Linked DNA regions of Mus musculus: region 1 is linked to region 2. Evidence: chromatin loops called from intact Hi-C (ENCODE). Cell type or tissue: left cerebral cortex. All regions are shown on one strand. Each heading gives the region's core, and the rest is flanking DNA. Links, peaks and the distances in the headings are about the cores only.

Region 1 (9,310 bases), core at 452-8,451, 180 kb before region 2:
CCTAAGCTGTCTCAAGAAAAAACTAAATAAATGTAACTTAGGTCCTTTGGGTAAAGATCCCCAGACATAGCATTTTTCCAACGGGGGACATGTTTTTCAACACAAGCTTAGGCTAAGGTCTGAAGTCCACAAGACATCCTGTTCACAGAATTCAGGTGCACCTACGATTTCCTGACATAGGAACCTAACTTCAGCATCTTGAAACATGAATCATAAAACAGCCTACAAGCCCTGAGACTGCCCACAACCAAACCTCCTACCCCAGGGCTTTGTCTTCTAGGATTTCAAGATCATTCTGACTGTATGAGTTCAGTAGCTTTCTCTTCAGGGACACTTGCGATCCCTCCTGTGTTTTATCCCACTCTGCTGAAAACATGTAATATAGTTGGCCATCTGCTTTACGCCATTAAAACAGTGAGTCACAGCTTGCCATGCCAGAACTCTGGGACTTGAGTTAGGTGGTAAGTTAGAAGGGCCTGGTTCTAGAGGTGGCCGGAGACCTGAATGCTCTAAACCAGGAGAGCTGGTCTCAGGGTTCAGTGCCTTAAGCATTGTCAGTCCTAATCCCAGGATGCTGTCAAAGGGAAAAGCCTTCATCCTGTACTTGTGCACTAGTGCTGTAAGTGCCTGTGGACTTACATGGTTAGATACCATCAGAGCCTCCCGGGTGAAGGAGGGTCTGCCAAACTCCATGCTCTTCATCCTGCAAGTCACTATAGTCTCCAGTTAATCAGTCCATATTCTGACTTGAAACACAGGATTCACTGGAACGCTGGTCGGGACAAAGAACATTGGAACTTTTTGGGGGTCTGTGTTCTTAGAGCTGTGCTTCCTATATCCTGATTCTGTTATTGAACCAAAAAACACCTGAAGAATCTGAGGACCCGACACCTACAAATTTGCCGTTATTCCCACTTCTTGATGAAGGAATAGCTAGATGAACAAAGTGTTCTGCAGAGGCCTTTTATGTGTTTATGTGGTCCTCAAAGACCTCAGATAGGAGACTGGTGGAAACTTCTCTAAGTTCTTTTTCCAGAAGCACTTTGCTTATCAGTGTGTATGAAAGATTTTCTAGCTAAGAAAGCTCTCTTGATTCTTGCTAGTTTATCCTGTATGACTACCTAAAGCCCCAAGCCTGTGCCTAAATGAAGAGTGGTCATTCTGAGCCAGCCTGTTAGAGCTGATGTTTCTAGGCCTCCTCCCTAAAATGCCTCTTGGGGCTGCCCTCAGCCTTATGGCTTAGCTTGATTGCTCTGCTGGCCTATTCTGGGGTCTGTAATAATACTGGCCAGTTTATTTGGCAGACCTGCTTCCAGATAGATGTCTCTTAACCTATTTCAAAACTCACGGGCCATAGTGAGTTCTCAGAACTGCCCAGTGTTTTTGCACAGTAGGCAGGACTTAACTACAAACTGCCTCAGAATCAACATTCATTTGAATAGATAAGTTCTTATCTGTCTTTTGTGTGTGTGTGGGGGGGGGGGAGATGGGGGCAAGGGAGACTGGGCTACAGGTATGACGGTACATGCCAGTAATCCCAGCATTTGAAAGGCTGAGATAAAAGGTTTGCCCCATGTCCCAGAGGCAGGAAGGTCTTTTAGTTTGAGGCCAGCCTTATCTACAAAGCAAGTTCCAGACAACCAGGACTATGTAGAGAGACCCTGTCTCAAACCCCTACCCCCATTTCTTTCTTTCTTTCTTTCTTTCTTTCTTTCTTTCTTTCTTTCTTTCTTTCTTTCTTTCTCTCTCTCTCTCTCTCTCTCTCTCTCTCTCTCTCTCTCTCTCTCTCTCTCCTCTCCTCTCCTCTCCTCTCCTCTCCTCTCCTCTCTCTCCTCTCTCTCTCTTCTCTTCCTTCTCCTCTTCTCTCTCTCCCCTCTCTCTCTTCTCTCTCTGGAATGGTTTTTTCCCCTCAGTTCTTAACTAGAATTAAGCCTGTATTTTACAGTTTTGTGATTCCTGAACTGAGTATATATTATTTATAAGAGAGAATTGGTTTTGCAAGGGGGTTTGGGCTGTGCAAGAATAATGATAAAAACTGGGGTTGTACCCCACTGACAAGCATGAATGACTTTGAAGAGTGTGGAGCAAGAAGGGAAAAGATATATAAGTGTATATGATGAGAATAAAGTATATACTGGCTGCAGTCTAGCCAGCAGGGGTGGATCTAAAATAAATGTGAAAGAACATTCCATCTCTCTGATCATCTGGGGTGCATTGCTAACTAGAGAGCAGCCCAGACAGGTGGGAAGCTCTTTGGGTGGTGAGTATCTAGCCTGCTGTGTGTTTGACAAGACCTGTGTCAGGGTGGTGCTTCCCAGATAACTCGAATTTAAATGAGACCTTTGTATAATGAGCATTCGACTTTCCTACCTCTGAGCCTTTTGAAGAAATTGCATATGGAATGTTGACAGTTATTTGAAACCTTAACTCTTTTGAATTCCTGAGGAGCTGTTGGCATCCAGCCCAAATTTCCTTGGTGTTAGAGTACTGCTAGAAGTGAAAGCCTTCCTAGTTAGGGGTTCCTCCTTTCCCAGAGCAAACAGAACAAGAGGTTGGGAATGGTGGTGAACAGCTCAAGAGACAGAGATAGGAGGATCACTGTATGTTTGAGAGTAGCCTAAGCTACACAGCAAGCATCAGCGTGTCCTGGCTATGTCATGGTGCTAAATGCAGAAAAAGCCATACATTCTTTTTCTCATTTCCAGTGTTTCTGTATAAAAAAATGAATTATGCAAACTGTTTGAAAATCATGGACGGTACTTTTTAAACCAATAAACTATTTTTACAGCATTTTTTTGCCAAAAGTTGTGAAATCACTTGTGTACTTGGGGGGAAGGGAGATTAAGTGCCTGCCCTAAAGTTACTCTGCTACCCAGTCAGCACTGGAAATCTCTCCTCTTGCTGTGCTGATTATTTTAAGAGCTGTTCTGGTTGGAGTGTAACGGCTAGACTCATGTAACCTAAGAGTTGAAACTTTGAAAGACATCTGGTCTCACTTTTGTCCTCTTAGGCAGCTTCCTCTTTCAGGTGTCCTTAAAGCCTGGGCTTCATTAGACCTTCATCTTAAGAGAGTTGTTTTAGGGATTATTCAGGTTGGCATATTAAACCTAAAAGTGCCTGCAACACCACCGCCCGGGAATTCTAACACCTAACAAGTCAGGAGAATCAGTAGAGCTCGTGAACAATCTTCCAAGACCTTCCCCTAAAGGTGAAACAGAGAGACAAACCCAGCTCAGTAGGATACAATCAATAAGTTAGGAACCACAAAGTGAAACGGTGTACCTATATAGGCCTATAATGGCAGTACCAAGGCAGAGGCAGGATGAGAATCAAAAGACTAAGCTGAGCTTGGTGGAGCACACTTTTAATCCCAGCACTGGGGAGCCAGGCAAATCCAGCCTGAGGTATGTAGTGAGACCTTGTCTCATTCGTGTGTGTGTGTGTGTGTGTGTGTGTGTGTGTGTGTGTGTGTGTGTGTATGTATGCTCGCGCACGTGTGTGCCTAGAGAAATGGCTCCGCTGTTAAAAAGCACTTGGTATTCTAACCGCAGGACTATATATTCCCTCTCTTGAGGGGAAGAAAACAAGCTAACCAGGCGTGTTGCCTGTAATCCTAGCACTCTGGAGGCTAAAGTCAGAAGGATCATTAGTATGAGGTTAATCTGAATTATATAATAGGACACTAATCCCCCTGCACCCCAAGATAGCTTTCAATGATGGTTCACAGCCTCACATAAAAGAGAAAAAGGTACCTGGTTAGTTGTAATGTAGTGGGACAGGAAGATGTTCTGTTACTGAGAGAGTCACCTTTGTCCCAAAGGTCAGAAGCTGGCCTGGATTTTATACCCACCTCCACCCCTGTCAATTCAGCCAGCTAGTCTTGTCCAGTGATCATTGCACAGCCATATTTCTTGGCCCTGTTTTCACTAAAGTTCTGATGGTAGGCGAGAAAAGGCCATTAGTAGTTTCTGTACCATTCCTGCCCTCCATTTGGATCCCCCAAAAGGTTTCTCCTCTTAAAGGTCCAGTTCACCACTTGTTTGGCTCTGTTTTGTTTCAGCACAGGACTTTGTGCAGCTAGCCCTGGTTTCACTAGGGGTGGCTATCTCCCACTCTTACCAGCCTGGGATCATATCCCCTTGGGATAATGATTCGCTGTCTCATGGGGGTCCCACTGCTTATAGGGAGAACCAGGAACAATTGTCCTATGTAAGCAGAAGTAGCCATGCCCTTTCCATCAAGAAAAGAATATCCAGGGAGCACACTCTTTCCATTAAGGAGAGACTAATAAATAACTTATCCCCACATAGTCCTGTTTTCTCTTCCTAGATTCCACTTGAGTCCCTCACCTTCCCTCTGCTAATGAACACCTGGCTGCTTTAATCTTTATCCGCCCTACACAGGCACCTGCATGTATTTAGAATGGATATCCTTTAGGACCCTATACCATATTTTAAGTAAGTGTTGTTGAGTCAGGAAACATCTTGGACACCGTGACTTATGGCCAGTTCTCGTGTGTCCCCAAAATAAAATCAAAGCCAGCCCTTTCCAGAGTTTGCTAAAAGGGACGGGCCGGAGGGTACAGAGTTGGGTAGCAGAACCCAGCCAGCTTTGGGTTTCCCAAGCCAAGCCTAGGCTCGGTGCTTGGCTTCTCACCCACCAGCCTCATGCCTGTTCAGACAGTGGCAGGCTTGGGGCGCCACACTGAGAGAGTTGAAGGAGCTTCCCCCAAAGTCATATAGTCCACTGAGACAGTGGAAAGCTTCTTCAAGCCACGTGCACGATGACAGCCACAGGCGACATGCACAGGCAGAGCTGCCGGGCTAGCCCGCCCGCACTCCCTCCGCAGGAATGACAACTGCCCTCTAGATCTTAAGTGTCAGAGGTGTCCGGGTCATAGCCTCGGGCGCCCAGGTCCCTTAGACTTGGGGCACCGCCCATGTTTCCCCCGTGACATTGCCGCGGGGGCTCGGGAGTTGTAGTCTCGGGCGGGGCTCTGGCACCCGGGCCCGGGCTGCGCGGACTCCACGTCCCGGCGGGCGGCGCGGCGGGCCTGGGGCCGCCAGGGGCGGGGCCGTTCGGCCCTTTAAACCTTTCAGGGCTGCTCCGAGGGCCGCAGCTGGAGACGCGGCCACGAGGGGGCCGAGCAGGGAGAGGCGGCAGCGGCGGCGGGGAGCTCCGGGGAGGTGCGTACCGGATTCCTTTTCTCCCGCGGCCTCCGAGGGATCGCCTTGGGGAGCAGGGCTCTGGAGGGAGGGGGTATTGTCGCTGGCTGCACACTCCTACCTAAATTGGGGTCCCCGTACCCACGCGAACTGGACCCGGTCAAGCTTCCCTCGAGAACCCGCCCCTTTGCCGGGGCGCGGTGGTCAGGTGGTTTGCCCGCCCGGCAACGACTCAGAGCCGCTCTCTCGGCCCGGCGCACCCTCCCAGGCTTTCCTTGGCATGATCCCCTTGATTGTCCTAGCTCCAGCCTTCACCAAGCCGACGTCCCTCAGGCCGGGGAGCGTGGCTCTCTTTCCAGATGTTACAGCCCTGCCCGAGTCTCTCAGCGCGCCCGTGGCATTTGGGTAGACCGCGGAGGCCCCAGATGGATAAGCCAGAGGGTGCCACGTTCCTGCCGGGGCTCATCCCAAAGTCTGGACAATCAAACGCCCAAGGAGAGCTCTGGATGAAGTGTTGCCCACCATCCCCATCCCCCTCCCAACCCCCCCCCCCCGCCCGCCCTGGTCAGTCACCAGACCCTGGACCTTGATCTCTCTCCCCAACCAGGCCAGGGCAGCTGATGATTGTGACCGAAATATCTCAAAGTAGCTGGGCCTGCCCCCTTTTCCCCACCTACCTGTTGTCCTTACCCCCAAACTACCACCACCCTGGCTCCACTCCCTCATGACCGCCTGGATCCTCCTTCCTGTCAGCCTGTCAGCCTTCTCCATCACCGGCATATGGACTGTGTGAGTAAGAGGGGTGTGGAGGGGGGGGTCTAATAGAAACTTGATGGCACACACACAAAGTCCCTTGTCCCGTTTGCAGGCTCCAGAATGGTACCCAGGGTCACTCTTTCTGTCTCCAAAGCTTGGCCTGATTCCTGGGCACACAGCCTCTTGGGACAAGCTGGCACCACTGCGGTCCAGCAGGACAGCTCTGACATACACTTGTAGACAGGGCAACTTCCAGAGGCTCTCTAGTGGAGGCAATTGTGCAGGGTCTGCTCCAGCATCAGTAACTACCTCCCTCTTCACCCCACCAAATAAATTCCCAGCCAGGGCATTGAGGCTGAATGAGGTCAAAAGTCAAAGAGCCAGGAGGTGGTGGTGGGGTCTGAAGAGCCATGAGGACAGGGTGACAGTTGTGCTCCCACAGGTATGCCATGGCCGTGATGAACCGCCACGTGTGCCCAGTGGAGAACTGGTATGGAGCACTCTACAGATGGCCTCACTCTAAAGCTCCCTTCATCTCTGTCCCTCCTTGAGCTCACAAGCTACACGGAGACCATAGGCTGTTCTCTGACATTGGTCTCCAGGCATGACATCCTGTTCATCTGCCCACTTCCCACCATCCCCTCATCTTCTTTGCTTCTGCTTCAGGAAGGTCCTGGGGATGTCTGAAAGATTTCCTCTTTGGAAAAAAAAAAGTTCTAAGATGCTCCTTCCCCCAATCTCCCCCCCCACCCCCGTGTCCCACCTGCCAGGTCCTACAATGAATCCTGCTCTCCTGACCCTGCTGAACAAGGGGGCCCTAAGAGCTGCTGCACCCTGGATGATGTTCCTCTCATCAGGTAGGTCCCTCCAGACTGTCAGAAATCCCCTCGGAGCTGTCTCTGGATCTTAAGAAGAAACATTAATATAATGTCAATTAATACTGCCAGGCCAGGCTTAGTGCCAAAGCTATAATCCTAGCTCTTGGAAAGCAGTAGGAAGATGAGCTCAAGGCCTGCCTGTGCTATATGAAACCCTGTCTGGAGAGGAGAAAAGTGGGAGCCTGGGCATCGGGCATGTGGTTCAGTTGGCAGAATGCCTGCCTAGCGTGCACATAAAAGCCCAGCACCACATAAAACTAGGTGTGGTAGCACATGCCTGCAATCCCAGCAAGAGCATCAGACATTCAAGATCACCCCCCAGCTAGTTTTTGGCCAGCCTGAGCAATGTAAGGCTGTTTCAAAGAAATAAGTGCACTACTTGCTATTTCTAGGAGCTGGGCATCCCACTGAGTTTTATATGCCAGTGGTGCCTTTTAATCCATCCTGCAGGTTAGGCTCTGTTCTTTTCACCCCCTTTAGCTGTGGAAACAGGCTTGGAGACACTTATTCAGGTCACACAGTCAATGAAAGTATGTGCATTTAAGCTCAGCACCTCTGAGTGGCCAGCACAAGTTCAAGAAAATCAGAGCAGCTGCAGGCCTCAGCAAAGGAGGCTGAGAGCTGCCAGCCACACTAGGGCATGTCTTTATCTCTCATACATATGTGCTCTTTAAATCAGAGGCTTGCCTGCTGCTGACCAAACACAGATAAAGCCCGGGAGAGGGGAGGAGCTGGGAGGGGTGTGGAGGGCCCCTGGTATGCCTGCCTCATTGTCCCTACCCCTCCCTCAGCAAGTGTGGCACATACCCCCCGGAGAGCTGCCTCTTCAGCCTCATTGGCAACATGGGTGCTGTTATGGGTGAGTGATACCATCAGACCCCTACCCCTCACCAGAAAAGCCCCACAACCTGTACTCTGCCCCATCTCCAAGGGTTAAGGTAAGAGGAACAACTTATCTTCTGTTCACTGAAGGTGGTAGTTTGTGGGCAGGACCAAACAGGTAGGTGGGAAGAGGGGGCAGGCCCAACTACCTTGCTATTTAGGCCCCAATCAGCTAGATGCTAACTAGTTTTCCAGGGTAACAGCTGTCCTGGGTAAAAGCCTGGGAGGAAGGCAGAGAACTGGCCCCATCACTACTGTCTTCTCCTAGTGGCCCTCATCTGCCTCCTTCGGTACGGGCAGCTCCTGGAACAGAGCCGGCACTCCTGGATCAATACCACTGCACTCATCACTGGTTGCACCAACGCTGCAGGCCTCGTGGTGGTCGGCAATTTTCAGGTGCCCCCGCCCCACCCTCCCTTAATAGGGCCTGGATGCCTGTAAGGGCAACACCTGGAGGTTGACCAAGGAAGGAAGGGAGAAGTGATGGATGGGGCAGGAGAGGTGGGGCTGCTTCATGGATTGGCCTCTGTCTGGGCCAGGTGGACCATGCCAAGTCTCTACACTACATCGGAACTGGTGTGGCCTTCACTGCTGGGCTGCTCTTTGTGTGCCTGCACTGTGTTCTCTTCTACCATGGGGCCACCACCCCCCTGGACATGGCTATGGCCTACCTTCGAAGTGTGCTGGCTGTCATCGCCTTCATCACCCTGGTCCTTAGTATCCTTTTGGGATAGGGAAGCCAGGAACTCATCCCCTAGCTGAATCCTTCTCTCCCAGGTTGGGGTAGGGGTGGGACCTTGAGTCCAGTGACCACTGCCCTAGTCCTAGTCTGATGCGGCCCGGTCCTTTACCTCTTCTACTTGCTTGGGATGGCCTACAGGTGTTGCTGGGTGCACACACCCTCTAGGTGCACACACCCTCTTAGGTGCACACACCCTCTCGAACCTTTCCTTAGCTCTGCTCCAGGTGGAGTCTTCTTCCTCCACGAGAGTTCTCAGCTCCAGCATGGAGCTGCTCTGTGTGAATGGGTGTTTGTCCTCGATATCCTCATTTTCTATGGCACCTTCAGCTATGAGTTCGGGACAATCTCCTCAGACACACTGGTGGCCGCACTACAGCCTGCCCCGGGCAGGGCCTGTAAGTCCTCTGGGAGCAGCAGCACCTCTACCCACCTCAACTGTGCTCCCGAGAGTATTGCCATGATCTGAGGTCTGGAGGGTGGCTGGCCCAGCCTCCAAAACACCCGCACCCTCTACCTTCTTTGCATTTATTTTGTACCAAAAACAAGTTTTAGAGAGTATTGTTGGGATCTAGGCTTCCTTACTTCTGGAGAAGTGGCCATCCAACACCCACCTGTGCCATAGAGGGACAGGGCCTCCACAGCTGCCTCTGCTGCTTGTCCTGTCCCCTCATACCAGAGTAGTATTCTGTGTTAAAGGTCACCTGTCCTCCCTTGCCCAGCCAGCCCTTCAGGTGCCTTCTACTCCCAGTGCCAGAGCCAGACCACTGGGGCCTTCTGCTGCAGGAATTGGGGCTGGGGTGGCAGGGGCTCACGAGTCTGGATGATGGGAGGAGCATGCCTTAGCCTAAGGGAAGGCCCACCCAGCTGCACTTGGGTTCTTCACTCTG
Region 2 (9,310 bases), core at 590-8,589:
CTCTGGAAGAGCAGTCAGTGCTTTTTTTTTTTTTAATACTTTTTATTAGGTATTTTCCTCATTTACATTTCCAATGCTATCCCAAAAGTCCCCCATACCCTTCCTCCCAATCCCCTACCCACCCACTCCCCCCTTTTGGCCCTGGGGTTCCCCTGTACTGGGGCATATAAAGTTTGCAAGTCCAATGGGCCTCTCTTTGCAGTGATGGCCGACTAGGCCATCTTTTGATACATATGCAGCTAGAGTCAAGAGCTCCGGGGTACTGGTTAGTTCATATTGTTGTTCCACCTATAGGGTTGCAGATCCCTTTAGCTCCTTGGGTACTTTCTCTAGCTCCTCCATTGGGGGCCCTGTGGTCCATCCAATAGCTGACTGTGAGCATCCACTTCTGTGTTTGCTAGGCCCCGGCATAGTCTCATAAGACACAGCTATATCTGGGTCCTTTCAGCAAAATCTTGCTAGTATATGCAATGGTGTCAGCTTTTGGAAGCTGATTGTGGGATGGAACCCTGGATGTGGCAGCCTCTAGATGGTCCATCCTTTTGACACAGCTCCAAACTTTGTCTCTGTAACTCCTGCAGTCAGTGCTCTTAACCACTGAGCCACTTCTCCAGTCCCTACTATAAGTTATAAAAGGATTTATTTGGGGGATGGAGCAGTAGTGAAGAAGACTTGCTGCTCTTTCACAGGACCCAGGTTCTGTTCCCAACACCTACATTGGCAGCTCACAACCATCTATGACTACAGTTCCAGGAGGCCCAGCACCCTCTTCTGACCTCTTTCCGGTACTGCACACATACACTTACATACATGTAGATGAAACACTCATACATATAAAACAAATCTTTAGGAAGATTTATGCATGCATGTTTGTGTATGGCTGTGTGTGTGAACATGTTGTAGCTGCCTTTGGAGGCATCCTGGATTTCCTGGAACTGGAGTTACAGGCTGTTTTGAGTCACTCAGTGTAAGTGTTGAAAGCTGAACCCAGGTCCCTGCAGGAGCAACAATTAATTCATTTGAACTGCCAAACCAGCTTAGAGATGTTTCGTATGGTGGTGGTGGTAGTGGTGGGTGGTGGGTTTTTTTGTTTTGTTTTGTTTTGTATTATTTTATTTTGTTTTGTTTGAGACAGGGTCTTTCCCTTAACTTGGGGCTTACTAATAGCAGCTAGGCTAGTGAGCCATCTAACTCAGGGAGCCTTGAGAAAAGACAATCTTAAGACAGAGGGGAAAACAGAGGGGGATGGAGCATAAAGCCCTGGGTTTGATTCCCAGCATCGTATAAAATCAAGCCTATAAGGACAAAGTTATTCTTAGCTATATAATGAGTTTTAGGCCAGCCTTGGCTACATGAGACTTTGTCTCAAACAAAACAAAGCTGTAAGAGAATAGGGTGTGGCATGGTAGTGTACACTGTAATTGACACTTGGTAAGTAGAGGCAGGAGGATCAGGAATTCCAGGCCAGCCTGGGTACATGGAAAGTTGAAGCCAGCCAAGTCTATAAGAGAATGTCTCAACTCTCCTAGACTTTCTCTAAATGAGAAAAAAAGGAGGAAGCCTCTTATATACATACATCCCACTGTTTAAAAACGTTGGTGGAACTAGGCCCATGGCTTAGTGGTTAAGAGCACACCCTGCCTGTCCTTCCAAAGGACCTGAGATGGATTCCAAGTACCCACGTCAGGCAGCTCCTGTAACTCTGGCTGCAGAGAGATCTGACAGCTCTGGCCTCTGCAGCCACTGCACATACCCCACCACCACCTACTTACACTTTAAAAGAACACAAATAAATCTTTTTTTTTTAGTGGTTTTTTTATGCCATTCTTTTTTTTTTTTTTTTAGATTTATTTATTTATTTATTACATGTAAGTACACTGTAGCTGTCTTCAGACACTCCAGAAGAGGGAGTCAGATCTCGTTACGGATGGTTGTGAGCCACCATGTGGTTGCTGGGATTTGAACTCCGGACCTTCGGAAGAGCAGTCGGGTGCTCTTACCCACTGAGCCATCTCACCAGCCCCCAAATAAATCTTTTAAAAAAAAAAAAAATCTTGGGCCAATGAGTAAAGGCGCTGACAATCCAGGTTGGGTCTCCAGGACCCAAGGAGAGAACTGGCTTCAGCAAGTTGCCCTCTGACCTCTGACCTCCACATGCATGTGCCGAGACACACAGAGACATGGTTTTTTTTTGTTTGTTTGTTTTGTTTTTGTTTTTGTTTTTGTTTTTGTTTTGTTTTTGAGACAGGGTTTCTCTGTATATCCCTGGCTGTCCTGGAACTCACTTTGTAGGCCAGGCTAGCCTCGAACTCAGAAATCTGCCTGCCTCTGCCTCCCAAGTGCTGGGATTAAAGGTGTGCACCACCACTGCCGGCTTACTGTTTTTAGTCTTTTTTTAAAAGGCCCCATGTCTTTTCAAATGAATGGCCTTCCCTGCCAGAGCCCAGCACTCCTGCCTCCACTTCAGCTCTTTTTCTGGGACCATTCATTCTTAGAATACTGCTGTTTTTGTTTGTTTGTTTGGGCTCTGTGTGTGTGTGTTTCTGTGTGTGTGTGTGTGTGTCTGTGTGTGTGGCTTTGGTTTGAGGTGTGTGTGTGTGTGTGTGTGTGTGTGTGTGTGTATGTGTGTGGCTGTGTTTGAATCAGAGTCTCGGGGCAGGAGAGGCACCTTAGCGGTTATGAGCACAGGCTGCTTTCCCAGAGGACCTGCGTTCAATTTCTCAACACCCACATGTTGGCTTATAATTATCTGTAATGCCAATTCCAAGGTGTCTAACATCGTCTTCTGGCCTCCTTAGGCACCAGACACACATAGTGGTATACACACACACACACACACACACACACACACACAAAGAAAGAAAGTCTCATGTAGCCCAAGCTGGCCTTAATTATTCAATCCTCTTGCCTCTGCCTCTCGTGTGTTTTGATCACCATGCTGGGGTCACTGTGTCTTTTTTCTCTCCCAGCTTGGTCCCCTGGTCCAGACTTTGCTCAGACAGGAGAAGGCCCAGTATTCAGGAAGCCAGGGTGAGGCTGGAGGGTGGTGGAGCAAAGTCACCTTACCTGGGGCTGCCCACTGGCCATTCTTTCCCTGGGATGCTCTGTCTTGTCCTCTCTTCCTTCGGGCCACAGCTCAGAAGAACTTCCTTCAGCAGCCCCCCAACCCCTACGCTCAAGGCTTCCATGGTAATTAAGCTCACAGGCTTGTTCCAGAGCTAGACTGTACCGCCTCCAGGGTGCTGAAGTAAGCTCTATAAATGGCAGCCCTGGTTTCTGTAGGGTTCACAGCCAAACCCTACACCTAGCACCTAGCTCACAACTTGGCACATGGCAGGCTCCTGGCTGTTATCTCCTGTAAGGCATAGCTAGTGGTTACTCACTCTATGGAAAGCCCTCAGCTCTGCAAGCCTTGGTCTCCCTGGAAGGCCCATATCTTGGTACTCTCCTGCCCATCACCGACCACTAGGCCTATAGGGAAGGTACCATGTCCTGTCTGCCGTTCCATTTACCTGCGGACAACAGTCCCCTTGGTAAACACAGAAAACTGAAGACTGTCTTCTCCAGATTACTTTAACCAACCTTTCTCACTCCCCGGTATCCCCCTCTCCTGTTTATCTTCGGGGGGGGGATGCTATTATTCTCCCCCACCCCACTTTCCAGGCACTACACAGCCCTCCCCTCCCCCATTGCCCCACAGATGTCAAATAATCCTTCTTAGGAGTCTGTCTGCAGTTCAATACCTGTCAGCTGGGCATCTCATTCCAGCCTCCTTGTTCTTTGTTTTCTCTCTCTCTCTCTCTCTCTCTCTCTCTCTCTCTCTCTCTCTCTCTCTCTCCTCTCTCTCTCTCTCTCTCTCTGTGTGTGTGTGTGCACATGCATGCATGCATAAGCAGGCATGCCTACCTTCTAGTACTGGGATTACAAGTGTGATCTACTTCACCTGGCTTTTAAACACAGTTTCTGGGGCTGGAACTCCTTTCTTCATGTTTTCACAGCAAGTACTCTTACCATGTAAGCTATTTCCATAGCCCTGTTACAGCTTTATCATTGAGACAAATCCCCTTGAGAGGAGGCTCCATTGAGTTGAGGCTCCAGTCTGAAGTCTGCAAGGGACCGGCTGTGTGTTTAGGGGAAGGAAAGTTCTGAGTGATGGACAACAGTAAGACCAGGAAGCTGGAGCTTCAGATGGGAAAGGCCTCAGGATGTGCTCAGGGTCTGGGTCAGCAGCTGTTGCTTTTCTGGTTAATGGGAAAGGTATGTGGATTCCCTGTTTCTTGGGCACAGGCCAAGGTTGTGCTGAAGTCCCTTGGAATAGTCTCTGAAAATATTAGACATACCCCTTGCAGATTTCCTGTGCTGAGTATGGTGGACTGGAGTGGGGACAGGAATAGAAATAGGCTCTCTTTCTCTCTCTCTGTCTCTCTCTGTGTCTCTCTGTCTCTGTCTCTATCTCTATCTCTCTCTCTGTTACTCCCTCCCTCCCTCCTTCCCTCCCTCCCTCCCTCCCTCCCCTAAGTAATAGGGTAATGGGAGAGAAATTCCCAAACCATACTGACCTGACTTTCTCCCCTTCTCCTTACGAGACCCCAGACACAGTGGGTCAAGGATGCTTCTCCAACCCACATCCTTCCTCCACAGGCATGGAGGGTCCTGAAATCACTCTGCCACAGATGAACACAGATGCTGGGCCTCGGGCCAAAGCCCACAGTCCCCTTGCTTGTTTCCATGCCCATTTGAGAGGCATTCTATAGGAGAGGGTGTCCCCTGGTGGTGACAAGAAGAATGACAGCCTGAAGCTCAATTCCTAGGAGAGCGGGGGCTGACATCTGAACCTGGAGGCCTTCATTATTAAGAGGCCTTCATTATTAAGAATGCAAATAAAGGAAAGTCCCTTAAAGGGGGAAATCTCACTCCCATCATGTTCCTGGTAATCACCTAACAACACTGCCCCGTGGATTTAACTGAACCCGATTGTACTGAGAATTTTGGAATATTGGTTTCTTAAAAAAAAAAAAACAAAAAACACAGAAATATTATAAGCATATGTTTTTGTTTTAATCCCAGGTGTGGGCTATGAGACTGCTTCACAGCTGGCTATGATTTGCCTCCTGCTCTAGCAGAGGCGTGGTTTTGCCAGCTGCAATAGTTTCTGCAATTGTGTGACCTGTGGGATTTTTCAGAGGGTTTATAAATGCTAGCACCCTACTCGGTGGGTGGTTGTTGGTCGTTCAGGAAGTTTGGTTGCTGTTTGCTAGTAGTCATGCTCAAAGAAGAAATAAACGGAAAGAAATTAGATTCAAGGATTTCTCCCTCTTTCTCTCTCCCTTCTAGCCTTCTTTCTCTCCTATCTAGTGATTGGGAGTGAAACTGGGCTGGGGGTGGAGGGGGAGATAAAGGGTGGGAAAAAGAACCCATAAAGTAGGTAAAGGCCAGCTACACCCGAAAGGTTGGATATTCAGAAAGCAAACAGCCATTGTCAAATGACTTTTGGCACCTGAAAATCACACAGGTCTTTATGATTCAGGAATTAGGTGCTTAGCTCTATCAAAATGCAGAAGCTTGCATTCCAATAAGACTTCTGGGGGGGGGGGGGGACTAGAGAGGTGGGGAGGGTGGCTCATGGGTTAAGAATACTTGTTGCTCTTGCAGAGGACCCAAGTTCAATTCTTATATCATAGTTCACAACCGTCCATAACTCCATTTCTAGATCCAACACCCTCTTCTTACTTCCCTGGTCAACAAGTATATATATGGTGCCCATAGATATGCAAACAAAACACTCACATAAATGTTCTTAACAAAAAAGAGCGCCCAGACCTGCTTCCACAGCATCCCGCTAGGTGGCGCCCCTGCCCAAAGTCGTAGCTTCCGGGAATCCAGGAAATACAGCTCGCTGAGGAATGCCTTCTTGTACCAAATGATAAATGTCTTCCTCCAAACCTAAAGAAAACGTCTCTCCAGCTAAGCGTGATAATCCCAATACTTGGGAGACAGAGATGAGTTCAGAGTTCTAATTTCATTTTTTCCCCCATAGACAGGGTTTCTCTGTGTAGCCCTGGCTGTCCTGGAACTCAAACTGGCCTCAAACTCAGAAATTGCCTCCCAAATGCTGGGATTAAAGACGTGTGCCATCACTGCCTGGTTAAGTTCAATTTTGTAAAAGTTGAATATTACTTGTCACTCCTAAGATGCTGTAGCTGCGCGCGCGCGCACACACACACAGGCGCGCGCACACACCATCCCCCGGCCCATGCCTTCTCCCTCCTCCTCCTTCCTGCGACAGGGTCTCTTTATCCCCTGGAGGCCTTGAGTTCAGATGCTCCAGAGTGCTGAGACTTCAGGCGTGTACCACACCTGGCTGAATTCATAACATAATGAAACTTGTTCTTCTCTCATGAATTTACAATTATAAAATGAAGGAAATACATAAAATGGAGCGAAGATAGACTACACTAGTCAAATAATAGATTCCTGGATTCCTTTTCTTTTTAAACAGTGTTTTATGTCAGGCTGGCCTCAAACTCACTACATTATCAAAGGTGACCTTGGATCTCCTGGTGCTTCTGCCTCCGACCCCCAAGTTCTGGGATTGCAGGCATGTCCCACCATGCCTGGGTTGTGCTTCCTGAGTTTGACTCCCTAGAGCCATCTGGCTGAAGAAGGATTAATTCCAATAGGTGTCCCCTGACCTCTACATAGACAGGTGCCACAGTATGCGTGTGTGGACCTGTGCCTATGCATACACACTCACACAAACACATAAATGTGATACACACAGAGATGCTGGGGAGGTGGCTTAATGGGTAATGCACCTATGTACAAGTATGAAGACCTGAGTTTGGATCCCCAGAATTCATATAAAGCAGATGTGGCCAGATATGATGGCACATGCCTTGCACACGCCTTTAATCCCGACACTTGGGAGGCAGAGGCAGGCAGGTCTCTGTGAGTTTGAGGCCAGCCTGCACTACAAAGTTCCAGGACAGCAGGGTTATAAAGAGAAACCGTCTCAAAAAAAAAAAAAAAAAAAAAAAAAAGGCTAGGTGTGGTAACAGGTGTGATTCTACTGTTCCTTCAAGCGAGATGAGAGGCAGAGACAAGGGAGATCTGGAAGGATGAGCCAGCTAGTGTGGCATAGGCACGGCTGAGGTGAGCATACTGCTGCAAGGTCAGCCTGAATTACATAAAGTTCAGGCTAGCCTGGGCTGCAGAGTGAGGCCCTGTCCAAAGAAACAACCAAGAAAGAAAGTGACCAGGACCAGTGACCTATATATGAAACATTTCAGTGGTTAAAAACGAAATGAAGAGCTGGGAGTGGTGGCGCATGCCTTTAATCCCAGCACTTTGGAGGTAGAGGCAGGTGGATCTCTGTGAGTTCGAAGCCAGCCTGGTCTACAGAGTGATTTCCAGTCAAGCCTGGACTGGTACAGAGAAAATCTCTGTCTTGAAAAACCAAAGAGGTGGAGGAGGAGGAAAAGAAGAAGAAATATAAAAAACCTAAAGGAATACTTAAAAAAAAAAAAAAGGAGATGTTTTATTGTTAAGTATATGTAGTCTGGGAGTGCACATGGAGGCCGGAAGAGGGTGTAATCACCCAGGAGCTGGACTTACAAGCTGGTCCTCTAGAAGAGCAGCGAGTGCTCTAACAGCTGAGCCATCTCCAGTCCACTAATGCTTTGTCAAGAGCATTTTATTTTGATAATGCTTTTGACTTAATTTGGGACACTTTTAGAAGGCTCCTTCATTTTTTTTTCCTTTCCCCCTTCCCCCCTCCCCCCCTTCCCCCCTTCTTCCCTTCCCTTCCCTTCCCTTCCCTTCCCTTCCCTTCCCTTCCCTTCCCTTCCCTTCCCTTCCCTTCCCTTCCCTTCTTTTCAAGACAGGGTTTCTCTGTGTAGCCCTGGCTGTCCTGGAACTCACTCTGTAGATTATGAAATCTTTCAAGAATTTAGAACTACAATATCTGCTTGATTCATCCTTCGGCCTATTCCACCCCCAGGTGGTATTGGGGATTGACCCAGGTGAGAATTCAGCCACCCCATCTGATCGCTCTCAAGCCCAGGATGAAAGGCCAAATGAGATGCCTATTTAACAGAGGCAGGCAGATTTCTGAGTTTGAGGCCAGCCTGGTCTACAAAGTGATTTCCAGAACAGCCAGGGCTATACAGAGAAACCCTGTCTCGAAAAACCAAAACAAACAAACAAAAACAAAAAACAAACAAGCAAACAAAAACCATATCAAGGCGGACTGGCCTCTGGGTTTTCCCAGCATCCCTCGTCGTCCTTACCTGTTTTGTCCTTCTGAATGGCTTCCCCACTCCTTATCCTAAACTTCTCCAGCCCAGGGACTGCACCGAGCTGCCCTTCCTCCAGCTGCCCTTCCCTACACAATCCAGCTGTTTTGGCTTTATGGGTTCTTTCGTGCCCTTTTGGCATTTTGGTCTCCTGGCTTTCCCCTCCCACACTCTTCTCTCATGGCCTGGCTCTCGGTTATGTTCACTCTGGAGGATCCCAACCATGCTGGAGAGAGTAGATTCTTTCTTAACAGGGTCATGGCTATACCTTCAGAGTCATCTACAATGATCATCAGCCGTGTGGCAGCCCAGAAAATGTAAAAACTAAAAACGGGGTCGGAGACAGAAAGTCCATGTATTCCTGGCCACTGCGGTGTCACTGCTCCCAATACAGGTGTAACCTGAGTCCCCACTTGGGAGCCTGAAATCAGCTGAGAAGAGACTTCAGGAGAGAGCTGCCCCAGGCGGAGGTGGAGGAAGTGGGGGCCTCAGCGCAGCTCATCCCACCTAGCTCGGTTTGCACTGAAGGGTTTGGGTAAGTCCCTTCTTCAGCACCTCAGAGGCTCTCTGGGCAACCTGGGAAGTTAGGACAAGAGTTGTGACACTTGTGTTGTGGGCAGAGGCTTTTGAAAGTGTGGACGCTTAGATCACAGTGTCTTGGTTATTGCCTCCACCCCCACCCCCACGTAGGCTCTCATCTAGGGTCAGGACCTCAAATCTCTGGGACCCACAATCAGGGGACAAGGAGAACCCAGACCTTTCCTGGGCTTCTCCAGAGACTCACAAGCCATACAGAGGCCCTAATAAGCTCAGCCCCGACTCAAGGTCTGGGCTGCTCCTCTCCCCTGTACAAGGAGTTAGACCGGGTAATGGAATCGGAATCAAGGAGGCGCAATGTGTGCCTACTGTGGGCACCCACCACCGCCGCACCAGCAGCCTTTACTCGGCTGCCAGGCGCCCCTCCCCACAAGGAACGCACTACACCTGCCAGACTCCACTTCCGGAGGAAAAGATCA

Evidence for each region. Hi-C counts contacts between places; a loop is a spot of excess contacts. Peaks named below come from ENCODE experiments on the same cell type or tissue, not always from the same donor. Only the 100,000 strongest peaks of a DNase experiment are listed, where the experiment ranks them.
Region 1: a loop joins it to region 2, with 2.0 times the contacts of the local background. A loop is called at or near these places in 2 of 42 quality-filtered maps.

Annotation. Positions count from the first base shown.
Region 1 is chr6:72,350,359-72,359,668 of GRCm38, forward strand. It overlaps 0610030E20Rik (RIKEN cDNA 0610030E20 gene), which reads left to right. Exons shown (of 4, transcript NM_026696.1): 4 at 1-2,804. Tmem150a (transmembrane protein 150A) reads left to right here and starts at 5,125. Exons shown (of 8, transcript NM_144916.3): 1 at 5,125-5,186; 2 at 5,773-5,954; 3 at 6,364-6,411; 4 at 6,692-6,778; 5 at 7,591-7,658; 6 at 7,950-8,077; 7 at 8,221-8,398; 8 at 8,648-9,310. The coding sequence starts at 5,890. The coding sequence ends at 8,889. In left cerebral cortex, for the core only: a CTCF peak has its summit at 5,136 (motif pointing right); DNase peaks (open chromatin) are centred at 2,239, 2,421, 4,985, 5,366 and 2 more places; H3K4me3 peaks cover 1,736 bases; H3K27ac peaks cover 1,430 bases.
Region 2 is chr6:72,529,511-72,538,820 of GRCm38, forward strand. It overlaps a transcript of Sh2d6 not described here and a transcript of Capg not described here. Among named protein-coding and RNA genes, the nearest start is that of Sh2d6, 14 kb to the left of the region's middle. In left cerebral cortex, for the core only: CTCF peaks have their summits at 794 (motif pointing left), 4,778 (motif pointing left) and 5,843 (motif pointing right); DNase peaks (open chromatin) are centred at 3,244, 4,736 and 5,841; H3K27ac peaks cover 214 bases.